4 separate regions of the Homo sapiens genome follow, and all the other regions are linked to region 4. Evidence: chromatin contacts called from ENCODE Hi-C or POLR2A ChIA-PET data. All regions are on one chromosome and are shown on one strand. Each heading gives the region's core, a stretch centred on a gene start or an enhancer-like site at or near the end of the contact. The rest is flanking DNA. Distances are from core to core; before and after follow the strand shown.

Region 1 (3,232 bases), core at 733-3,232, 490 kb after region 4:
GTTATCAAATGACCCTCTTTACTACTGGTTCTAGAATTTCGTTCAGCTTTGGCTCAAAACATAATGCAGAAAACGAAATCTAGTAAAAACAGAAGACAAATTAGCTGATAAACTTTGTTGGCATAATTAGTACCATAAAATCTGGAAAAGCTAAATCTTAAATTAAAAATTTTTTAGATTTCCAGGATAATTCACAAATGTTTATAGATTCAGAAACAAAAGGTCCATTGCTTTATACTTTACATCATAGACAACCACTGCAGTTTTCTAATATGGGTTTCACCTTCTTCAAACCTGATATTCTTAAAATGTGGAGTTCAAACTGACTATAGTTAAGAACGAAACAAATAGCCAATACAAAGAATAATAAAAGGATGAGTTCAAATTATCTGCCACATGTCATCAACTTTTATTAAATGATAAAAAGGTTAATTAAAATTGTAAATGATTTTTCAGAAGAAATTACATCTTAAAATTGGCCTGTGAAAGTGGCTTGAAAGGTATAAAAATCTACCAGTAGCTGGTATTAGCTTTCTTAGTAATTTAATTTTCAGTTAGAGAAAGCCAGACCACTTTGACCTTTCGAAGTCCTTTGGTATAGATACATATACATTTAAAAAGATAAATGAAAACAAGCCATTGATTAATAATGCCCATCGCAGAAGCTGTAATTATAAAATTAAGATTTTTTGATGTCACTGTTGATGTTGAATATAGTTAATAGAAAAGCAAAAATAAAAAATAAAAAAGGTCTAATTTTGAGGCACTCTTTTGTCTCTGCTCAGGTCCACCGTCTTCCTTGCTAATGTTTACGTTTATTATTAATTTTTCCATTTATTTATTTACTTTTACCACAATTAGGGGACAGAGAATGAAACCTAAACTTTTTATTGCTTCTGTAAAGAGTGAATATAAATGTAAGATTTTTTTTTTTTGAGACGGAGTTTTGCTCTTGTTGCCCAGGCTGCAGTTCAGTGGCGCAATCTCGGCTCACTGCAACCTCTGCCTCCCAGGTTCAAGCAATTCTGCTGTCTCAGCCTCCCAAGTAGCTGGGATTACAGGCCCGCGCCACCTCTCCTGGCTAATTTTTTGTATTTAGTAGAGACGGAGTTTCACCATGTAGGTCAGGCTGGTCTCGAACTCCTGACCTCAGGTGATCCACCCGCTTCGGCCTCCCAAATTGCTGGGATTACAGGCGTTGAGCCCCGGCGCCCGGCCACCAAATCCTTTTTCAAAACAACTCCCTTCTTTGACACAGTGCAATTTAAATAAGTATACAATTAACAAAGTACGTTTTTCTTGTTCAAAACCATCACTGAACAGTTTGCAACAGTAGGGTATGAATGCATACAATCTCGATGGTCTTTACACCTTCAGAGGCTATTCGGACTTAAGGAAACGTGCATTTACAAGTGTAAATGTAAAAGCTCAGTAGTTGCCTTGTAAAGTGCTTTTCGGGGTTGTGGGGTTGGGGGTGGTAGGAGTAGGTGGTGCCTCAAATTATACTAGCGAATACCAACATTCCCAAACATCTAGCCCTCTGCCTAAACTCACCCGGTTGCGGTCTGTCATTTTCGCTCTTCTTTGTTAATTTTTTCGGCAAAGTCAGTTTTCATGCAGCAGATGGCAAGAAAGCCGGTGAACGCCTAGGGACGTGGCCTTTTAACCGCACCCAATTAAAGCAGCAAACAGAAGATGAATAGCTGGGTGGATCAGTATGTGTAAACCTATCCGTTTAATCCGGGGAGCTGTTTTCCCGGGTGAAACCACGAATTCTTTCTGGAGGTTGCAACTCGTAACCATAGCAACTGGAAGTGGTCGCCGGCTCCCGGATGTTGTGGGGATCTGCGGCCGCCTGGCCCAGCTTCCCGCAGCCGCCCGGCGGCGGCCTGCGCTCCACTTCGGGAGTGGTAGTTCTTCTCTTCACCGCTGCCGGGCAGGAGGCGCAGGCGGGACTACGCGTCACGGCATGCACTGCGGCGCCCAGCCGGTCACCGCCTGCCGGCTGCAGACGCCTGCGAGCAGGTTGTTTTTATAAGAGGCGTCATTGGCGCCCGAGCTGTGACCGCCGCCACTGGGGCAGCCAGCACAATCGGGCGGAGGTGGCGCTGCCCCTTCAGGTACTGTACTAGGCGGGCTTAGACCCCGGGAGGGGGTTTGTGCCGACTGTCTGAGTCCCTGGCCGACACGCTCGGCTCAGTAGAGGAGCAGTGGCGGGGTCCGCCTCCTAGGCTGGGGCTGCTCGGGCGGGGACTTGACGCCTGGTGTCAGCGGCCGCACGGGCGACCTCCTCGGGCCGTGCGCGAGTGCACAGCTCCGGAGGCCCGAGCCGACCCTGGGGCGTCCGGTCCGGTGGTCTTGCAGCCTCCAAACCCCGAGTGCTATACCGAACTGCGCGCCAAGGGTGGGAGAGCTGACGGCCTGGGCCACCCTTCTTCCTTCACTGGGCAGGCTTTGAGGTGCTTGTCGGTCTGGACTGATGAAAATCCATATGGTAAGATGTTATGTGCGTCACCCTGCCGGGTTTAATGCCAGCCTGTCTTTTGATGACATTTGAGCCCCCGTGATGTCAGGAATAGAAAGATTAAATATTAAATAATGCCCGGAGACTTCCGCTAGCACGCCAGCCTGATGATGATCAAATACCTCTCCATATCCTTCTCCAGTTCCAGTGGCCTCCTTTAGCTTTGGTCTCCCTAATCGATTTGTCCTCATTAGCAGCTGTCCCATGCAGTGCCTTGTACGCGTTGTTTATGTTTAGCACTATTGGGAGCGCCAAGTAAGGTATTTTATTGAGTGGTGAAGTTTGCACTGTTCTGCTCTACTTTTATTGAAAAACACAGTTGGGCATTCTTGTAGTTAGAATAGCTAACTATATAGTACTATGAATTTTAGATTTGTCTCCTCCAATCTACAGGATAGTGCTTGAAATATCGCTATTACTGCATCGTATCTTTTAAGATTAGAATCATATTGGGTCCCACACGTCTCAGGGGATATTTATCACACACATCCAGTGTGAATGGTTTACTTTTATTTTCTGAGTTCAGGTCATATAGCAGAAGATGGAGATGGTGAGGGTATTATTTTAATTCATATTTTTTTTTTTTTTGAGAGAGGGTTTCGCTCTTGTTGCCCAGGCTGGAGTGCAGTGGCGCGATCTCGGCTCACTGCAACCTCTGCCTTCCAGTTTCAAACGATTCTCCTGCCTCAGCCTCCCGAGTATCTGGGA
Region 2 (3,227 bases), core at 1-2,500, 400 kb after region 4:
TCCTTAAATATGTAGAATAAGACTACATAATCTTCAAGCTTCTCTGCAGCACTTAAGTTCAGATTCTACTTAAGCACTTACGGAATGTGTCAGTGTAATTCCAATTTACCCTATTCCAGATTTGTAGCAAAGCATTTGTCAGATGAATCATAGGGTGGTTTCTCTTCAGTTTTCAAACTTTGGAGCAAAACCTATATAGGTGCTTTTGGCGGCCTTACAGTTAATAGGATTTGCAGGATACAATAGTTTTAGACAAGCTCCTGGTATGTGTTGTGAACAAACGTTTTCTGAAGAGGAATTTGGAGCAAAGCAACTATTTCAGGGAACAGTTTGCAAACTGGGGAGTTGAAGCCTTAGGTGTAAAACAAAGGTGCATTCCAGAGAACAAAGGGAGGGTTTGGGTTTTACAGCAAAAGTTTCTGCCCAGGTTCCCAGTCAGGTTCGTTTATACAAATGAACGATTGAACCGCACTTAGTTCTGATTGGTTGATACAGCTGAGCCCTGATTGGTTGAGGCAGGTGAGCCCTATAAGACCCAACACTCAACAGAGGTGTGGGTTTGGGGAGAACGCAGAGTCCATGTGTGACCTCTAGTAGGTAAATGACCACGTGTCTCTATTTTAAATTTAGACCCAGTTAGCCGCTCTGGATGTTGACGGATTGGCTCTTTCAGGTTCACATTTGTTCACAGTCTGTATGACCAAGAAATTTGCAAAACAGAACAACTAGCGCTAACTCTTAATAGCCTCAGTCAGAATAAACAGACAAGACACTGCACCAAGGGCGTATGGGCATTGCACCTGCTCCTCATGGGCTGCTTTCCCGAGCCTTATGCCCACAGCCCTCCTTAGCATTATCGCATTATGAGGCTGGAAGTGCTTTTTTTTTTCTTTCTTTCTTTTTCTTTTCTTTTTTTTTTTTTGAGACGGAGTTTCGCTCTTGTTTCCCAGGCTGGAGTGCAATGGCGCGATTTCGGCTCACTGCGACCCCTGCCTCCCGGGTTCAAGCGATTCTGCTGCCTCAGCCTCAGCCTCCAGAGTAGCTGAGATTACAGGCATGCACCACCACGCCCGGCTAATTTTGTATTTTTAGTAGAGGCGGGGTTTCTCCATGTTGGTCAGGCTGGTCTCGAACTCCCAACCTCAGGTGATCCGCCCGCCTCGGCCTCCCAAAGTTCTGGGATTACAGGCGTGAGCTAGCGCGCCCGACCCACAGAGTGCTTTTTTTTTTTTTTTTTTTTCTCAAGCAGAGGGTATGGGTCTACTTCTTTGAACATTCGCTCAGATCGTAAGGTAACCCCAAGAATCGGCATCACTCTCTGGTCTGGGCGCCTGGATAGTCACGCATGGAGTCCGCGAGGTGCTGGCGCCGGAGCACGCTGGGAACGCCGGGCTCCCGGCCGGCCTGACCCGGAAGGGCTGGCGCATGGTAACCCCAGCTTCCCTAGCAACCAAGCAGGCGCAAGAAGCAACCAGCCGCGCTATCCGCTCCCGTTGCTACCGGAATGCCTCTTCAGGTTAGCGATTACAGCTGGCAGCAGACGAAGACTGCGGTCTTTCTGTCTCTGCCCCTCAAAGGCGTGTGCGTCAGAGACACGGACGTGTTCTGCACGGAAAACTATCTGAAGGTAAGAATGCAAGTCTTGCCTGCCGGTCTCCGGGGGTGTGGTCCGAAGCTTCTGCAAGAGCGCAGCTGGGCACGAGCAACAGGCTCATCTTTGCCGATAAACGTCCTAAATTTTTAATCCTATTAAAAAAATGAATCCCATACAGGTAACACACCATCTGTAGACAGATAATCAGATCAGAGACTACTTTTATCCAGGGCTTCCTCATATGCCTTGCTAATCTTTCACTACCTGGCATAAATTTAGTGGGCCTTTTAGAAAGTTATTTTACCTTTTTCACGTGTTTCTTAATACGCGTGCTTAATTTGTGTAACTAACTTAGTTTCTGTTTTCACCCTTCTGCATAGGTCAACTTTCCTCCATTTTTATTTGAGGCATTTCTTTATGCTCCCATAGACGATGAGAGCAGCAAAGCAAAGATTGGGAATGACACCATTGTCTTCACCTTGTATAAAAAAGAAGCGGCCATGTGGGAGACCCTTTCTGTGACGGGTGGTAAGTTCTTTATTAAAAGATGTTCATCTGGTTGTACCTTTTCGGTTTCAGACCTTTTAAAAAATTTTATTTTGAAGCACCTATATTGTGTAGGGGAAGATAGATTTTTTTTTTTTAAGAGTCTTGCTCTGTCGCCCAGGCTGGAGTGCAGTGACATGATCTCGGCTTACTGCAACCTCTGCCCCCGGGGTTCAAGGGATTCTCCTACCTCAGCCTCTCAAGTAGCTGGGATTATAGGTGTCCGCCACCACGCCCGGCTAAATTTTTTTGTATTTTTGGTAGAGCGTTTTGCCATGTTGGCCAGGCTGGTCTCACACTCCTGACCGGTCATTAAGTGATCCACCCGCCTTGACCTCCCAAAGTGCTGGGATTACGGGTGCGAGCCACCACACCCGGCCAGATAGACTTTCCTTTTACTCTCCAAGGTTCAATAGCTGGGTCTATAAAATAAACTAACAACAGAAGGATTGACAGAAGAAAATGTATAGAAATTTATGAATTTTTAATATTAGTGCTTGAGGGCATCACAGGGAAAAAAGTGAATACCCCCCAAGCGGTGAGATTTGAGAGTTTAGGGACTGTCTTAATAGGGGAAGGGGGAGGGGATGTAGGCCGCTTAGAACAGGAAATGATTTTTAGGAAAGATGAATGGATCCTTAGAAGAATAGATAGGAAATGTGATAGCTTTTAACAAAATTTGTCAGAGTGTGGTGTTGACTTGTAGTTTCCTTTTCTGGGAGAATAGTCAATATTCCCTGGTTAATGAAACTCCAGGGGAAGAGATTTATGACACTTGGGTTCCTTTGGAAAATCTGTTTTTAGGCAGATAAGAGGAGTTCTGGCAAAACCTCTCCCTGCATTTGCTGCTTTCAAGTGCCTTTAACTCAAAATGATCGCTATATGAAAGCAGCATATTTTGGGGTGGCATATCCTGAACTCATTCAATTGCTGTTTTAGAAAAAAAAAAAGGCTTATGAGCCTAATTTAAGTGATACAGTGCTTCAGCAGCCATTTAAATAAACCTAAAGGCTGAATTAGTCAAAGTTAGAGCACATTAAGCAGAAGATGTGGGCTCATGTCTTAAGGGTAAGCCCTCCTGATATAT
Region 3 (3,485 bases), core at 426-2,925, 310 kb after region 4:
GTATTTTTAGTAGAGACGGGGTTTCACCGTGTTAGCCAGGATGGTCTTGATCTCCTGACTTCATGATCCGCCTGCCTCGGCCTCCCAAAGTGCCGGGATTACAGGCGTGAGCCACCGCGCCCGGCCCCCAATCTGCTTTATTATATTACCATTTGCTTCGGCTTTATTACACTTACCAAAGCCCTGCCACCCCAGTCGTCCCAGGGCCACTTCAAATCTCTTTATTCATACATCAATGAATATTTTCCCGAACACTTACTATGTGTTACTCAGTATTAGGTACCAGAGGATACAGCAGTGAGCCAGTCAAAATTCCTGCCTGCATGGCGCTTACATTCTAGTTAGGAGGAACCTTCTCCTCAGAGTGCTTCCTGTAAGAATATTTTCCTTAGCCTGTCCTAGTCTGACTCTTCTAATCAGGAATTCCATAATTCCAGACCACCCTTATTAGATAAAGGGTAACATTTGCCTCCGGCCACGCTATGTCTTAACGACGATCAGCCGCTGTGGCGATTGTCTGGTATGCAGCTGTTGAGGCTGTACATTGGCTTCATGTTAACATCTGTTCTCTGTGACACTGTGCAGCTGAATGAGTTGGGTGTCTGTCTCCGGAAGGACGAGACTCCTGTCTGTAGCTAGTTCTGTGTCCTCCCACGCTTCATGAGTGCTTTTCGGTGATTCTTACATCAAAATAAGCCCAGTGGATAACCAGAAAACCTAGCAAAACAAAAACAAAAACAAAAAACAAAAAACAAAAACCAGGGAAAACAATTTCGTAGAAGTGCGTTAAACAATGTCGGAGCTAGAAGAGACCTTCGAGATGTAGCCCCACTGCCTTTTATAGACAAGAAAACTGAGACCCAGAGAGGTTACCTAAGTCGCCTCCGGTCACACAGCCCAACTGAAGAATGTGGACCGGTGATCACATCTAATTTACAATCACACTGGGGGTGTTCCTCCTAAAATTTAACGTCTAAATGAGATCCAGCCGCGTCACCGCTTCTACCCACGCTCCCCCCTCCCCCGCCCACCGTCCTTTCTGGTATTTATTCTACGTCGCTCTTTCTTGAAGAGTCAAGTCGTTAAAATACCAAGTGGAGGCATTCTACAGACAGGTGTCCACACCACGGCCACGCGGACACGGAGTCGGGGAATCTGGATCCCCACATGCCCGCCGAGAACTCTCCAGCTCCCGCTTACAAAGTTTCCTCGCATGGTACGTTCATCTTTCCGATCCCTAGCTGCGAGGCCGAGACGCCTGCTGCTGTGGCCTCCGACGAAGTTCGGAGATGCCCTTTCCTTGCGAAAGCTGGGCCCGGTAGCGTCGGCCGCGGGGTCGGGCGTTCTCGGGCCTGGCGGTCGGCGAGGGAGCGCCGGGCGCGGGGCGGGGCGGCCCCTAGGCGCGCGCTGCCCACCCGGGCTGCAAGAGCCGCGGGCCCGCGAGCCCCGGCTTGGAGCAAGAGGCGCGCGCGGGCCGTGGGGGCTGGGCCGAGGCGGAGCGCGAGGCGGCGGCGGTGGCGGGAGGCGCCGCGGGACGAGGCAGCGGCCCCCGCCCCCCGAAGCCCGTCCCCGCGCGGGGCTGGGGAGCTCAGGGCGGGGAAGCCGCGGGGCCGCGCCACGTCCCTCGCCCGCCCCAGAGCGGGTTTTACAGGCGGCTCCAGTCTGGGGGCTTTTGTGTCTGCGACTCGGGAGCGGCGAGAGAGCAGACCTCCTCCTCAGAGGGCGCTGTGAGTGTGCCGCCAGGGCCGGGCCGCGAGCCTCCTGCTTCCCCTGTCAGCGGCTCCTGAGGCGGCGGCGAAGAAGAAGGAGTGGGAGGAGGCGGCGGCGGCGGCGGCGCACTCGCCCTCAGCACATGCCGGCCCCGGGTGGGGGGCCGCCCCCAGGCCGCGCTCCCGGCCACCGCCGCTGAGCCCCGCCGGTGCCCGCACGCCGCCCCGCCGCCCCGCCGCCCCGAGGCCTCGTCCTCCTCCCAAACTTTGCAAAGTCGGCCCGCGTCCCCACCGCCCTCGGCCGTGCCTCGGCTCCGAGGCTTGCCTCGCAGCCGCAGCGGCCCCGCGAGGAGGAGGAGCCGCCGCCGCAGCATCAAAGAGACCGAATTCCCGCGGCCTGGGGGGGAGTCATGCTTTGCGGTCTGTAATGTCAGCAGAACAGGAGAAGGATCCCATTTCGCTGAAGAGAGTTCGAGGTAACCGAGAAGGGTGCCGGATTGGGGGAACCGGGGTGAGTGAGGTGCGCGGGGCCCCGTGCCCGGCCGCCGGGAGGCCATGGGGCTCTGTCCGGGCCTAAGTCCGCGCAGCCCGCGTCCCGCCGGCACCCCGGGGCCGAGGCTGCGATCCGAGCGCGCGGCCCGGGCGCCCGCTGGCCCCCGAGACATCCGCGCGGATCCCTCGCCTCCCGACTTTGTGTTCGGAGGCAGTTGGAGCCGCAAGCAGCATCCTTTCTTACCCCCTCCTCACCCACCTCTCCTCGTTCTCAAGACAGCACAATAGGCACCTCAAAGGGTGAAAAACAGACACCCCCTGGCAGAGACCTCGAACGGTGCCCACCCCCTCAAAAAAAGTAAGTTGGAGTACACAAGAGTTGATGCTGTTGAAGAAGGGCTCCTGGGCTTTCACGTCTCTCCTGGCCCCCTTCTCGCCCCCCCACCCCGGCAAAGGCAACAAATATTCAGTTTATTTTCCGTAGGTTTAAGAGGAGAAGCTACAAATTCAGAAGGCATTTTCTCTGTTGGTTTATGGATAAGATATTATCTAAAATCAGTGTTATGCATGGTTGATTTTCTTCTTTCTTGCGCACTGGTTAGGAATTTTCCTTTCGTGTTACTATCATCTAAGAAAAATCAGAGGGAACCATGTGTCAAACAAAAGATACTGCATATAAGTTCACAAAAGTCAAATGCCACCCGGAAATTGGGGGATGCCTTTTAGCTCTTAATAAGGTTAAGACTGAAAGTTCTAGAGTTGGAGTAGTACTCACTGTTCATTAAGCAAATATTTATTGAACATCTACTATGTGCTAGACACTGTTCTTGTTACTGGGATACAGCAGTGAACAAAGCAGATAGACAATCTTCATCCAGTAGGAGTTCACCCTCTTGTGGGATAAACAAATGATAAACAGTAGATACAGAATGTCAAATCGTAGGTGGTATGGTGGACAACAAAACAGGAATAGAGGAGAGGAAATATGTGTGGGGATGGGAAGTATGGATTGTATGTAAGGTGATCATGAAAGGGCTCACCTGGTAGATAATGTTTGAGCAAAGACCTAAAGGAAATGATAGAGCCAGGGCCATATGAATTCACGTGGGAAGAGCAGTCTCTGAAAAGCAACAGCAAATGCAAAGCCCCTGTGTCTGGAATATGCCCAGTGTGTGCAATCAACAGCAAAGAAGCTATTGTAACTGCAGCAAAGTGAGCAAGGAAAGAGTCCTGTGACAGGGGCTAAGGAGTAGGATCAAGAATTATTTGATTCTTGAAAAGTGA
Region 4 (3,127 bases), core at 314-2,813:
TGAAATACATTTTTAAAAACTAATAAAAGGCTATTCATTTCAAAAAGTAAAACTTTTTATAGAAAACATTTTATTCTGCCACTACATAATGTAGTCTTGTGCCAAGGTTTGAAAAAGAGAGAGAGAGAATTAAAAAGAAGAAGAAAAACTACTTTGGGAATTATTTGATAATTATTTTGTTTGTTGTTTAGAAATATTCTCTGGCCATATGTACAATCTTTACACATACTTCTTGCAGTGTGTTTATTGTACTGAGAAGAAATCTTTGTTTTCACTGATCACTGTGCATCATTTGTGCTTACTACCATTTGTTAATGAATAGGAAAAAGACTACTAAAAATCTAACAAACAGATTTTGCTTTTTAAAGGTCTTTTCTTGGCCAGGTACAGTGGCTCACGCCTGTAAGCCCAGCACTTAGGAGACTGAGATTGGAGGATCACTTTAGCCCAGGAGTTCAAGACCAGCCTGGGCAACAGAGTGAGACCCCTGTCTCTATTTAAAAAAAAATTGTTTTTAATTAGCCAGGTGTGGTGGCGCTTGCCTATAGTCCCAGCTACTCAGGGACTGAAGCAGGAGAATCACTTGAGCCCAGGAGTCCAAGTTGCATTGAGCTACGATTGTGCCACTGTATTTAGCCTGGGCAACAAAGTAAGACCTTGTCTCAAAAAAAAAAAAAAAAAAAAAAAGTTCTTTTTGTGAAATACAAAAGAGCAGAAGATATTATCCCAACTTCTGATAGGGCAGTCTAGGCAAGGAAGACAAAGAACATATATAAGATGTTTTGAAATTATTAAAGAAGGATCAGAGTGTTGAAATTATTGTAAGCATCAAGGCTGCTTGCCCGTGAATTAAGGAAGTTTGCAGGAGGATAATCTCAGTAAAGTCTGTAGACTGAAAACTTTCATAAATCCTGAGTTGTTAACAGTGTTTTCAGGCCCACTAATGCTAGTGTTGTTTAATACATAGAAAAAATTGAATATGAAGTTCAGTAGTTTGTAACTTTTAGATTCATTTACCTTTGAAAATGATTAAAACCGGAATCTGGAGCAATAAATCTAACAACCAAATGATGAGCTAAATAGTGACTTCCAACTATGTGCAGTGTGTTGGTAGGCCTTACACTATATGGAAAAACTTAGGAATTATTTTTAACCTTCCTTTTGGAACATTGTGTAAACATTCTTAGATTATACTTAAACTATTAAGTGGGGTAGTTTTATCTGAATCTAAGTCCACTTGAGTTGTGGATTTCACCTCTCATGGATGTGTGTTTTAATTGTGGGGTAATGTCAATGGAAGATCAGGGTTATAATATCATGGCATTTGAATAATAGAAATTCACGTAAAATATTCTAATCTGTCAAACTTTACCAACTGTGTGCAGATTCCACAGCCAAGGATGGGAGTGTGGCTCATGGCCACTAGAGGGCAGGAAAGGTCAGGAACCGGATGTGGAAGCCTGGGGAAAAGTATAGGGGAAAGCTTGGATCACCCCTTCGTAAGGAAGACAACTTGCCACAACTTGAAGCAAACACAATTCAGTCCCTGAGGCAGGAAAGACAGTAAACGATGCAGGAACATAAGCCACAGTCAAGGCCAGGAGGACACATGGGCAGGGAATTAATAAACCAGTCTGGAGCCCAAACCTTACCAGGCTGTCAAACTGCTGGCAGAAAGCTAAATGTAAGGCCAGGTTGAAGAAGGCAGTCAGATTGCAGGGAGTTGAGCAGGTCATTCGACCCTCACTATTATTGCTCCAAGTTGAACATACTGACCCTTTTGAAATGGGCAAAGTGGGACTTTAAGAATCTAGTGATTGAAAAGTCAAAGGAAATCTGATACCATCTTCTTTTGATATTGCAGCATTTCCTGTCACAACTCCTGATTTAGTTTTGTAATGCTAGAACTATTCCTATTTCCTTCTTGGAAAATTCCCTCCACGTCCTAGAGTACTTCCTCAGGTCTAAATAGCTAATGTTTACAAAGGAAGGATTAAGTAAGACGAAGATGACACAGCAGAGTTTTCCATTAAGACATGCCATATCGGCCGGGCGCAGTGGCTCACGCCTGTAATCCCAGCACTTTGGGAGGCCGAGGCGGGCGGATCACGAGGTCAGGAGATCGAGACCATCCTGGGTAACACAGTGAAACCCCATCTCTACAAAAATACAAAAAAATTAGCCAGGCATGGTGGCGGGCACCTATAGTCCCAGCTACTCGGGAGGCTGAGGCAGGAGAATGGCGTGAACCTGGGAGGTGGAGCTTGCAGTGAGCCAAGATTGTGCCACTGCACTCCGGTCTGGGCAACAGAGTGAGACTCCATCTCAAAAAAAGCCATGTCAATAATCATATTTAATATTTTATAAATTGTATATTCATAAATATATACAAATATATTTATAAATTATCATGTTTAATAATTTAGAATTTATCTTTAGGTCTTAAATAGATAAATTATGTTAAAACTATAAAGGTAAGGCACATTGGGCTATAACAAAGAATAAAAGTTTTCCTTAACATTTCTATATACATGAATAGAATTTTATCCTTTTCCTTTGCAGTTTTTACACAGATTTTAATTATATATGCATATTTGTCCACCATGCATGACTGGAGGCTCCATGATACCAGAAATACCCTCCTGAACTTAACCTGGAGCCTGACTCTAGAAGCTAGTCACTAGTATTTGTTGACCTCAAGGAATTTACCGTCTGGTTGGAGTGCAAGAGAACTATAATACAGATATTAAAAACAGATACAAAGGGAAGTAGAATTACAGAGGAGGAAATTAGCAATTTAGTATCATCAGGTAAATTTTTATTAAAATGGCATTGTGGCCAGGTATGGTGCCTCACCCTGTAATCCCAGCATTTTGGGAGGCCAAGGCAGGTGCATCCCTTGAGGCCAGGAGTTCGAGACCAGCCTAACCAACGTGGCAAAACCCCATCTCTACAAAAAAATACAAAAATTAGCCAGGCATACCGGTGCATGTCTCTAATCCCAGGTACTTGGGGAGGCTGAGGCAGGAGAATTGCATGAACCCAGGAGGTGGAGGTTGCAGTGAGCCAAAATCGTGCCATTGCACTCCAGCCTGGGCAACAGAGTGAGACTCTGTCTCAAAATAAA

What was found. Hi-C counts contacts between places; a loop is a spot of excess contacts on that map. ChIA-PET counts read pairs that join two places held with the same protein, here RNA polymerase II (POLR2A). Pooled maps may share reads with other maps.
Region 1: a loop to region 4 is called in a pooled map of psoas muscle, with 2.3 times the contacts of the local background. The contact joins the promoter of CCPG1 here to the enhancer-like site in region 4. A Hi-C loop is called at or near these places in 2 of 50 pooled maps.
Region 2: a loop to region 4 is called in a pooled map, with 2.7 times the contacts of the local background. The contact joins the promoter of DNAAF4-CCPG1 here to the enhancer-like site in region 4. A Hi-C loop is called at or near these places in 2 of 50 pooled maps. POLR2A ChIA-PET finds 5 or more read pairs at or near these places in 2 of 52 experiments (A549 and H1).
Region 3: a map of endothelial cell of umbilical vein shows a loop between it and region 4 (13-fold over the local background). The contact joins the promoter of PYGO1 here to the enhancer-like site in region 4. A Hi-C loop is called at or near these places in 1 of 168 maps with a recorded cell type or tissue (endothelial cell of umbilical vein) and 1 of 50 pooled maps. POLR2A ChIA-PET finds 5 or more read pairs at or near these places in 2 of 52 experiments (SK-N-SH and activated naive CD4-positive, alpha-beta T cell).

The regions. Positions count from the first base shown.
Region 1 is chr15:55,407,109-55,410,340 of GRCh38, reverse strand. CCPG1 (cell cycle progression 1) reads left to right here and starts at 1,982. Exons shown (of 9, transcript NM_001204450.2): 1 at 1,982-2,120. It overlaps PIERCE2 (piercer of microtubule wall 2), which reads right to left and starts at 1,846. Exons shown (of 2, transcript NM_001198784.2): 1 at 1,555-1,846. The coding sequence starts at 1,572. All of the region lies in intron 8 of DNAAF4-CCPG1 (DNAAF4-CCPG1 readthrough (NMD candidate)), which reads left to right. RefSeq lists enhancers at 1,603-1,802, 1,853-2,122, 2,483-2,762.
Region 2 is chr15:55,496,607-55,499,833 of GRCh38, reverse strand. It overlaps DNAAF4-CCPG1 (DNAAF4-CCPG1 readthrough (NMD candidate)), which reads left to right and starts at 1,250. Exons shown (of 16, transcript NR_037923.1): 1 at 1,250-1,627; 2 at 1,975-2,122. DNAAF4 (dynein axonemal assembly factor 4) reads left to right here. Exons shown (of 10, transcript NM_130810.4): 2 at 1,250-1,627; 3 at 1,975-2,122. The coding sequence starts at 1,505.
Region 3 is chr15:55,586,535-55,590,019 of GRCh38, reverse strand. It overlaps PYGO1 (pygopus family PHD finger 1), which reads left to right and starts at 1,675. Exons shown (of 3, transcript NM_001367806.1): 1 at 1,675-2,185. The coding sequence starts at 2,137. LOC124903497 (a long non-coding RNA gene) reads right to left here and starts at 1,470. Exons shown (of 2, transcript XR_007064647.1): 1 at 1,201-1,470; 2 at 1-717. RefSeq lists silencers at 1,654-1,773, 1,854-1,903.
Region 4 is chr15:55,896,192-55,899,318 of GRCh38, reverse strand. The region is part of intron 5 of NEDD4 (NEDD4 E3 ubiquitin protein ligase); the gene reads left to right. Among named protein-coding and RNA genes, the nearest start is that of NEDD4, 96 kb to the left of the region's middle. Within about 2 kb of position 1,563, at least 16 of the 41 ENCODE cell types and tissues checked have a DNase peak (open chromatin) inside an H3K27ac peak, as active enhancers do; they include endothelial cell of umbilical vein, where a contact is called at or near this core.